Linked DNA regions of Mus musculus: region 2 is linked to region 1. Evidence: chromatin loops called from intact Hi-C (ENCODE). Cell type or tissue: gastrocnemius. All regions are shown on one strand.

What was found. Hi-C counts contacts between places; a loop is a spot of excess contacts. Peaks named below come from ENCODE experiments on the same cell type or tissue, not always from the same donor. Only the 100,000 strongest peaks of a DNase experiment are listed, where the experiment ranks them.
Region 2: it touches region 1 in a loop (6-fold over the local background); 2 of 42 quality-filtered maps call a loop at or near these places.

The regions. Positions count from the first base shown.
Region 1 is chr17:10,119,495-10,124,494 of GRCm38, reverse strand. No RefSeq gene overlaps it. Among named protein-coding and RNA genes, the nearest start is that of Gm34972, 24 kb to the left of the region's middle. In gastrocnemius, no CTCF peak of the experiment used is centred here; a DNase peak (open chromatin) is centred at 1,877.
Region 2 is chr17:10,198,969-10,203,968 of GRCm38, reverse strand. No RefSeq gene overlaps it. Among named protein-coding and RNA genes, the nearest start is that of Gm34972, 55 kb to the right of the region's middle. In gastrocnemius, no CTCF peak of the experiment used is centred here; no DNase peak of the experiment used is centred here.

The DNA of each region.
Region 1 (5,000 bases):
GTCACTATCCAAGGAAGCCAGGGCAAGCAAAAGGCTTGGAACAGAAACCAAAGAAGAATGCCGCTCAGAGGCTTCCTTCAGGCCCAGGCTCAGCTGCTTATTCCCACTCTACCCAAGCCCATGTGCCAGGGATGGCAGCTCCCACTGTGCCATCTACACTAATGAGCAGGTCCCACAGACATGCCCACAGGCCGATCTAAAGAGGGGCAATGCCTCAATCGAGGTGTGTGGAATTGACAACCAAGCTATTGCCATTATACACCTTCGCTCAGGGCTTGTGCAATGTTGATGTTGGCTGGTTAGATGGGTCTGGGGAGGTGAATGTTGAAGCTTTTAGAAACAAATGCAGATAGATGACAAACTTCTTCCACTTTTACTTTCCTTGAGCAAAAATGGAATGGTTCATATATTTATTGGACATCCCCTTCTTGGAAAGTGCTGGGCTGGCCATTGGCTCAGGCGGGAAGAAACCTACTGTGCAAACATGAAGACCTGAGTTTGGATTAGAGAAATCGTGTGCAAAATAGCATTACAACGGTATGCACCTGCCTGTTGCTCTAGCACTTGGCAGTGGGGAGAGAGGTGTTGTTGGGGGAGTGGGAAAGAAAGACAAGTAGAGCCCTGAAACTCACTGGACAGACAGTGTGGCTCAACTGATGAGGTTCAGTTTTAGTGAGAGACCCTGTTCAAAAACCAAAGGAGGAGAGAGATTAAGGGAAGATATTCGATATGAACCTCTGGCCTCTACTTGCATGCACATATGCACAATAACCACATTAATAATTATATATCACACATACAACACACACACACATGCACACACATGCACACACACCACACACACACACACACACACACACACCTATTTAGTTCACTTTCCCAACTCTAGCTTGGATTATTCATTCTTTAATCCCTTAATACTTGTAGTTATTTATATATTCTCGGTACAAATCCCCTGTTGTATTAATAGTAGGTGCAAGAATATGAGATTCTTCACATATTTTGTAGGCTGTCTCATTTTGTAAACACTCTGGCAATTGTGTCTTTAAACACAGCACACAGTACTGATAGCTGCCCACTTGGGTTCATTATGGCACTGTGCATATAATGTTACATTAGGCCACATCTGTGTACTCAAATGCAGAATATTGGAAAATGACACGAAATAGAAAGGAGACAATCAGGGAAGAGTAGGGGACAGAGAAGCAGGGAGCACTCCTTGCTCACAGTTCATTACCCATATTCTTGGAACACATAGGTCATGTACAGTTAGTATAGACTGATGGAAAAGAAGTAACTTATTAATAGTGGGATATTCTGGTTGCTTCTCAGAAATGTCACCCACTAGAAAGAGGTGCTTATGGGCTTCCTCACTGGGTCCTCGCTAGAGATCTCTCTTTCGTCCATCCTGTCTGCCTGTCTGCCTTCATTTTCTTAGGCTTTTAATTACTCCCCCCAGTATAACTTGCATATGCAAATGCGACTGTCCTTTTTGGACTCATTCTTTTTCCTTCCAGGTTGTTTTTGTTTATTTGTTTGTTTTGCATTCCCTGCTGATAGCCAGCTGAGTGGCAGGAAGGGGCTCTGAGTGTAGAGTGGAGGCTATTTCCCAAGGGGACCTTAACCTTTGAGGGTAACAGGGAACTGCAGAATTCATTATTTCTTGAGTTTTATAAATTGTCTGTCTCCACACTTTGACTTGTTGAGTGAAAATTAAACTGTTGAGAGAGAGAGGGAGAGAGAGAGAGAGAGAGAGAGAGAGAGAGAGAGAGAGAGAGAGAGAGAGAGAGGTGGCCTAGGTATGGAGAAGGGAAGATGGACCAGAGACCATGTGAAAGCAGGTCCAGCCTCTCTTGGTCCTGGCAAGCTTACAAATGGATCTGGGCCTAAAGAACAGCTCGCAAGAGCCTGGCTTAGTTCACGCTGGTTAAAGTAGCCAGGAAGCATTATTCACTGCTCTCTGTAACGTGAATAATTTACTCCAGTCCCTCAGCTAGAATGAAAGCAGAAAAGCCTTTGGGACTCTTTGGATAAAGTGCTCTGCAAACATGTCAGATGAGTTTGGGTTTTTATTGCAGAGGAGCCTGGTAAGGATGGGAATGGGAGTTAAGTTACACGCAAGGATTTATTACCGGAGGGAGCAGCTTTTAACATAATTATTCTAAGAAAACAAATAGGTGATAAAAGAGTGGAAATCATATGCACATCATAAATTGTATTTAATGCAGTTCTGTTTTGACTGCAGGTGTGACTGACTCACTTTTTGTAAATAATTAACATTGTATGAGTAGGCTGGTAAAACCCCATGTTCTCACCCAAATGCAATGGTTTTTACATGTGGGCTCTTGCTACACCTGTGGTGACCAACTCTCACAGGTGTGCACAGCAAGCTCATGGACTCAGGCAGTTGAACAGTAGGTTTTGTGTGTGCAACATGGGAGTGTGTCTGTCTGTCTGTCTGTCTGTCTATTTGCCATTCACTGGGTGAGGGAGAAAGGCAGACATTGGGAAAGGAAGAAATAGAGAACTGGAGACTTGGGAGGGAAGTTGGGACTTTACAGTGGCATTTGGTCTTCCAGCATTCCTAATTCTTAGGATGTGATGTGGAGTGGGTTGGCATGGTGCTGCTTGTATTCTAATGCTAATACTGGTTCCTGAAGACCTGATTGCCCCAGAGATGAGAGAGTCCAAATGCAGATCCAAGTGACACTATGTGACCTTTAACCCCAAGTTATTTCTGATTGGTTATTAAAGACACTGACAGCTAATAGCTGGGCCGAAGAGACATAGGCAAGTTTTAGGGTTCCCAGGCCTTAGGGACTGGAGGAGAACCACGAGGAGGAGAAGAAGGAGAGGAGGAAGAGAAAGTTGCCATGGCTTAGGAGTCAAGAAAACATGGCCCCGAGGGCTGGCCAATTGGAGTTAGGAGTAGCTCAGATGAACATAGTAAAGTGATAACTCAAGGTCATCGATGGGAAAGTAGATCCTAATAATATAGAGAGTAGGTATCTGCCTACCTCTACTGCTGATTAGGGCTTATTATAAAGGCTGTATGCGTGTCTTTTACCTGGGAATTAAATGGTTAAAGGTGGGGTAGAAACCCTGGATTGGGATTAAAATTTCTACAACAGTGCTGTTCAAATTAAACAGTGTTCCAAGTGTGACTGTTGCCATAGGCACCCCTGAGTCTTATGGAATATACTGTTGCATGGGATCAGAAAGTGACTGAGCTATCAGAGCTCTGAGCAGCCTTGGAGAATGGCCTTATGTTAAGGCCATTGCTATCTAAAAGGGTAGTGATCTTCAAAAACAGGAAACAAGCAAGGTCTAAGTGGTCTAATTTGAGATCTGAGTGTAAGGTTTTCAGCTAGAGCCCTGTAGATAAAAAGGACCAGGATTAAAGGGGCTACACCGAGGTGCAAGCCATGGCTCTAAACACAGTGAGGACCAGTATCTAGTTAGAAATCCTTACGGGTTCCTCCCACCCACTTCTTAGGACCAGGATAAAGCACCAGCAAGATGGCTCAGTGTATAAGGTGCTTGCTGTCAAGCCTGACACTTGATTTTGTTCCCTAAAACCAACATGGTGGATGGGAAGAATGGACTCCTGAAAATTGTTCTCTGATCTCCACACACCTGCTGTGACAAGCACATGCTCCCCCACAAATAAATAAGTGTTTTTTGTTTTTTGTTTTTTTTTTTTTAAAAAAAACCCAGAATCAATACTCTCTTCATACACTCTCCTTCTTGCTGTTGTTATTTCCCGAGGGTCCTGTGTTCATTATGTGGTGGTCTCTGAACCACCTTACATAAATCTGTGGCTTGGCCCTCTGTTTTCTTACCCTGCCTGGACATTGCCAGACATTCCATCTGGAAGCCTAAGCTGTTTCTTCTTTCTGTCCATGAATGTCTTCACTTTTAAATGTCAGCATTTCCTCTAAATTCTTAAGGTTAACCATAAGAAGAATTAAAAGTGTTTTTTTTTCTATATTCGTTTTAATTTTTGTTTTTTATTGGGAGCCTTTTTGACAAATGTCGTTGGTTATGTTACTGAAAAGGGGAGGTCCCAGAGCTCATTTATTGGCTGTTAGGGACATCTGGCCTGATTAGTCTGATTGCAATTTCCCTAGAGCATCTATGCTGGGTGCCCTCAGAATGGCACATCACGAAAACATGTAAGACCCTGAATTCAGACTAGAGAACGCCATGGTTTGGGTACTTTAGATGAGATGACAGTGGGCCTTTGGGTCTTAGGGTCTAGGTATTGCTTGTTCCCTCAGTGTTAACTCTACTCTGAGAAAGCACATCGTTCAGCAGAGACAAGCATAGTCAAGGATCTGTACAAGTCTTTCCCATAGATCCCTTCCTTCCTTGTCTTTGCTACACCAGGCATTGCCATGTGAACATATGTAAACATTTGAAAAGCAAAACCTCAATTCCTGGTGTGGAGGTGGGGTGGTATAAAGTTGACAAAAAATTGACATAGAACTCTTCAGATCTCACAGAAAGCACTTGAAAGAGATGCTGCTAATATGTGCTGAGCATGAAGTCTGCTGGGCGTGTGAGACAGTTTCAGTCCATCAAGTGGGTGCTTGGTAGTGCTGACTAAGCATACTCTAATGGTGTTGTCAAACTGAGCCTCCTTTTGAGTGTGCTAAATTTGAAACTAAAGTGTAGCGTGCTCTGACTCCATCCCTGCCCAAGCTTAGTGTGCTTGTGTGTGATGACGACTCGAAGAGCTATTAAATGAGAGCGAGATGATTGTTGATTTTTAATCTACCCAAAGGTTTATCAAGTTAATTTATTTTCTCCATAAACCTATAGCTCAATGGCCTTGATCCCCACGAGACACTGGTTTCTGTTGGAAGTGGACTCCTGAACCAGTTCAGCTCTCTTTTCCCAAGTGATCAGTAGCCCAGTTTGTGCAGACTCCTGTATCCTTCAGTCTAGGGGGAGGTGTCTGGAGCTCCAGCAGCAGCACGGACCACACACGCTGTAGG
Region 2 (5,000 bases), 79 kb before region 1:
TAGATATTCCTGAATCATACACGAATGGGAAACTGCAAATGACTGTACACAACATACAATAAAAAACTGGACAAGTGCATGTGCTGCATCTTCTCAAGCCAACAATAAGATGGCAGTGTAGCTGCCCCAGGCACAGAGAAATGAATACTAAAGTACAGAGCGGAGTTAAGTGTCTACTCCTCCTTTAAGCACTGCATAGAAAATTACAGAACCTCACGATCAAGACTTGTAGTAATTAACAGATCACTGTTTATAAGAAGGAAATCGGTGAACTTTTGTTGTGTTCCCCAGCTGATCTGAGCATCCAAAACATTACCATGCTAATCTTTAAGAAACATTCATATGGCTTTTAGGTAGTTTTCTAAATGTAAGAATTCTTGGGAAAGGAGTGAGGATGTATCTCAGTTGGTGAAGTTACTAGCTTAGAGTGCACTCCTGGCACCATTAAATTAAAAAAGAACCAAATCTTGGCCTTATCTACTTTGTGAAAAGGACTGATGTTATAGGTACACCATTAAAGTTTCCTTTTGACATCTAAATTTTACAGCTCTTTATCCTTTAAGATAACCAGTTTTTCTTGTTATATTTGGAAGTTCCTTTGTCTTCTAACTGCTTACTGGAAGGGGATATCCTTTTCATATACCTCCAAAGGTACATATACTGGTACCCCTGTACTTTTGATGGCTTAGCTCACATTAAAAGTCTGATTAGATTTTTCACCAAATCTTCTCTTCAAAGATCACATTCTCATAGTAGTCATAATCTGAAAATAGATTTTTTTTCCTTGTCCTCAAAGATATCTCTTTAAGCCCACCACTACTAGAATTACACCTAGGGCACTAAGAATCGCACATATGAATTATTGCATAGTGTGCAAGGTCTAGGAATATGATTTCTATCTTCAGGCACTACCTTCGATACCCTGCCTTCTCAAAAAAGGTGGCCACTAGAAGGTGACTCATCAGGTAAAATGCTTTCCCTGCAACCCTTACAGCCTAGATTTGATCTCTGTGACCCATAGAAGGAGGAAAGAACCAGAGCTGTGTTCAGCATGTGAGCCATGGCATGTGAAGCTCATACATACCACAAACAATAAAAGACTTTTTAAATCACTGTCATTCATAGAGTTTGTATTTCTTACAGTGAAGACGAGCTGAGTGGCAATTGGGATTTCTGTAATTACTGCTTTTCTATACATTAGTCTTGTTACAAAAGTGGGTGGATGGATGGACAGACAGGCTGTATGATTTCATCAAAGTGTATCACCTGTTGGGGTGGAAATGTTATTGCTCTTTGTTTTCTTTATGCCCTTCTTACGTATTGTTTATTTAATTGGATACTGATTAAAACATTACAGTGTGAACCAAATGAGGAAAATGTTCACAAGTAACTTTTCTTGCAGGACTGAGTTAATCCTAAAATGTTCAGAATCACTCATTTAACTTCAGTCTTGAGTGGATTTTATTAAGGAATGCAGTGCCTTGGCTATACTTGAAACATGTTTGAAATGCAACTTTTGTACTGTAAAATTCTAAGTAATGCAGCCTTTAAAACTGAAACAGGTTATTGTAAGTATAAGTTGGTTTGAACATATTTCAAGCGATGTCCAAAAATTAAGGATTTCCTGTGGAAAATGTAAAACTTGAAATTACTGGGTGAAGTGTAACATGAAAGATCTGAAGCTAAGATTTAAATTGACCTCTTAGGCTGACAGATAACTCAGAAGGGGAAGGCACTCATCACCAAGCCTGAAACCCAGATGGTAGAAGAAAACTGATTCCCCAAAGCTGTCCTTTGATCTCAACAGATGTGTGGGGGGACACATGCACACACACAAACACACTCGATATCTCAGAAAGAAAACTAGAGCAGCAAGTCAAACATAATGTCTCTCTGAATTAGTAGCTTGTAGGTTTTGGTAAGAAAATATATCTAGAAGTAGTCTGCGATCAGTAAGATTTAGTTGTTTCAAGTGAGATACTTCCACTTTGCTTGCTCGTTCTGTTTATAAAAGAAGCAGTGTTGCATGGAGGAAAAGGGAACTTTTTTTTCTTTAACTTTTCTCTAAATGGGCACAGAATTCTCTGAATTTCCAGTGGCATAGCTTTACTAATCAGGATTCTGCACATCACCTTAAGAAGAGCTGTTTGTTTATATTGAAGCTTTCATCTGGAAATACAGCCCAGCCTGTGCATTTTCAAAGTTCTCCTGTGGAGTGACTTTCTCCACACAAGTGAGGTTACAACTGAAACAAATGGAGCCCCAGTCTAAACCTATGGCTCAGGTGACCCAACATTTATAGAAACAAATAAGGCACACTAATACTTCATTCACTAAAGATTGTGAAAAATCACAACTGGTTTGAGGTGATAAACTTAATGCTCAGAAGTTTACTATTGAATGTGTGACTGACTGTGTGTGTCTTCAAATGTCTTTGAGTTCCAAGAGAGTCCCACTTTTTTTTTTAAAGATTTATTTATTATTATATCTAAGTACACTGTAGCTGTCTTCAGACACACAAGAAGGGCTTCAGATCTCTTTACGGATAGTTGCGAGCCACCATGTGGTTGCTGGGATTTGAACTCAGGACCTTCGGAAGAGCAGTCAGTACTCTTAACTGCTGAGCCATCTCTCCAGCGGCCCCACCACCACCACCACCACTGTTTTTGTAGCAACCAAAATTATTTGGTTCTGACTTAGTTTCTATGAGAAGCCATTAGGAAGTATAGATGGAACTCCAAAAGTAATCAAATGACTTGACTGTAATCTAAGCATGGAATAGCCTCAGCTGGAAGTGAGATGCCAGACTGCAGCTGCAAGGGTGACTAAGTTGCTTTCAAGACCGCTCTTCTTGTCCATTAGGGAACATGAAAAATGGGAACTTCCAGAGGGGTTTTAGACAATTCATATGGTGTATGATTTGTATAACCCTATATTCCCTGTGTGAGACTTGGCTTTCTCTTTTGGACTTAGGAAAAGAGAAGTTCCACATTTGTTTTCCATTTGAAGTTTGAGCCCTTTCATCTGGCTGTCCATTTTCTATCCTACTTAGAACTTTTTGATAATGTAGGTATTGTTTTAAAGGTTAGTTCAATACCCTTTTACCCCTATGCTTTTAAAGAATTGGGGATTTGTAGGATGGCTGTCAAATGATAGGGTAACCAAGAACTGAGAGCAGCCAACAGTACTCTTGATAGAGCAGCTTAAGGAAGGAAAGGTTTATTGTGGCTCCTGGTTTCAGGATCAAGTCCAGCGTGGTTGGTTGGGAAACTGGCAGCAGGACCATGATTCAGGTGATCACTGTCCACATTCAGTCTGGAAACAGGAATGAAAGCTGGTGCTCGGCTCTTTCTCCTTTTAGTTCAGTCCAAGACCCCAGCTCTCAAGATGGCGCTGCATGCACTTAGGGTAGGCCTTCTCACTTAGCCTAATACAGAAAATTCCTCAGACATACATATGCCCAGAGGTTTGTCCCTGAGGTGATCTAGCTCCTGTCAGAGTTTACCCCGTTCCATGCGTCACAGCAATTCTGTCTAGAGATGAATCCTGATACAGCAGTGTTACAGCCACAGAGCTATAGAAAGAAGATGTCCTTGCCAACTAACAGCCCTTCCCTCTTCTGACTGCAAGTTCATGAGTCTGTGAAACAAAGAAGTGATGTTAAAGTTTATTTGTTGTTTGCAGTGTTGGACATAGAGCCTGGGCCATAGATGCTACATGAGCTCCCTGCTTCTGAGCTACATCCCCAGCCCAAAACTGGAGGTGTGAGAAGTACTTGTCAATCACTCAAAAGTCGCAGTTAGAAACATACATTTTTACAAAGTTCCATTAAGTTATTTGAATATTTTGAGTCCTAATCTGTTCGTATATAGGAAGTATTAGTCTGTGTTAACTAATGATTCTGGACATGTAACTCACAGAGGCTGGGGAGATGGCTCAGACTACACTGATTGCCATACAAATGTGAGGACAACAGTTCAAATCCCAAGCACCCAAGCATATAAATGCCAGGTAGGTGTGTTAGTCCATCTAATCCCAGCATCTGGGAGGTGAAGATGGGATCCTTGGAACTAAAATAGCCACATCAGTGAGCTCTGGGTTCAAGAGAGAGCCCCTGCCTCAATATGTAAGGTACAGAAAGATCAAGAAAGTTCTGTGTTAACCTCAAGTGATCATATGCATGTACAACAGTATGCATCTATACATGTTCACACACATCCATGCATTCGTGTATGTATATATACACACACACATATATATATATGTGGGTGAATATGTATATATATGTATGTATGTATATATATATATATATATATATATATATACACACACACACACTTAAGTGTATGTATATATATATATACATATATATATACACACACACATATATATATATGAATGAATACCACCACATACATGGGTAGGGGGGAAACTCCTTAAAGATTTCTCATATGTGAAATGGGTACAATGCCTACCTTATAGAGCTCCTAAGAGTAGGTTGCATGAGGTCATTTATTTGACCTTCACAGCATGTTGCCTAGTACCAAGGACCAAATGTGAACATCTGCCCTTACCTCTCTCATTCTGCTGTTTCCTGGTGCTGACTTGAAGACCTGTAGTTAAAGTGGAGTCATATAGGAGGAAGGAAATAATTTCCTTTCATTTCTATTGTAAAAGGATTAAACATGCCTTCCTAAGACATGCATGCATTTAAAGGGGTTCCAAGGCACATCCCATGGGTCAAGTAACTGTTTTCTGTTATTCTGCAACCCACTGAAGCTTTCAAGTAAAATCTAGCAAAACTCCCACATATAAAGTTGTGATTGCTTTAGAAGTTACTACCATGTGATTAGTTAGAACATTCACGTGTATGTATGAGAAAATGTTTTAAAATAATGTGCATGAAACGATAGTTCAAAAGGAAACATGTAAAATCTAGGCATCACCCCATGACTACAGTCAGACACCTTACCAGACATTTCTTCTGTTGGATTACTCTT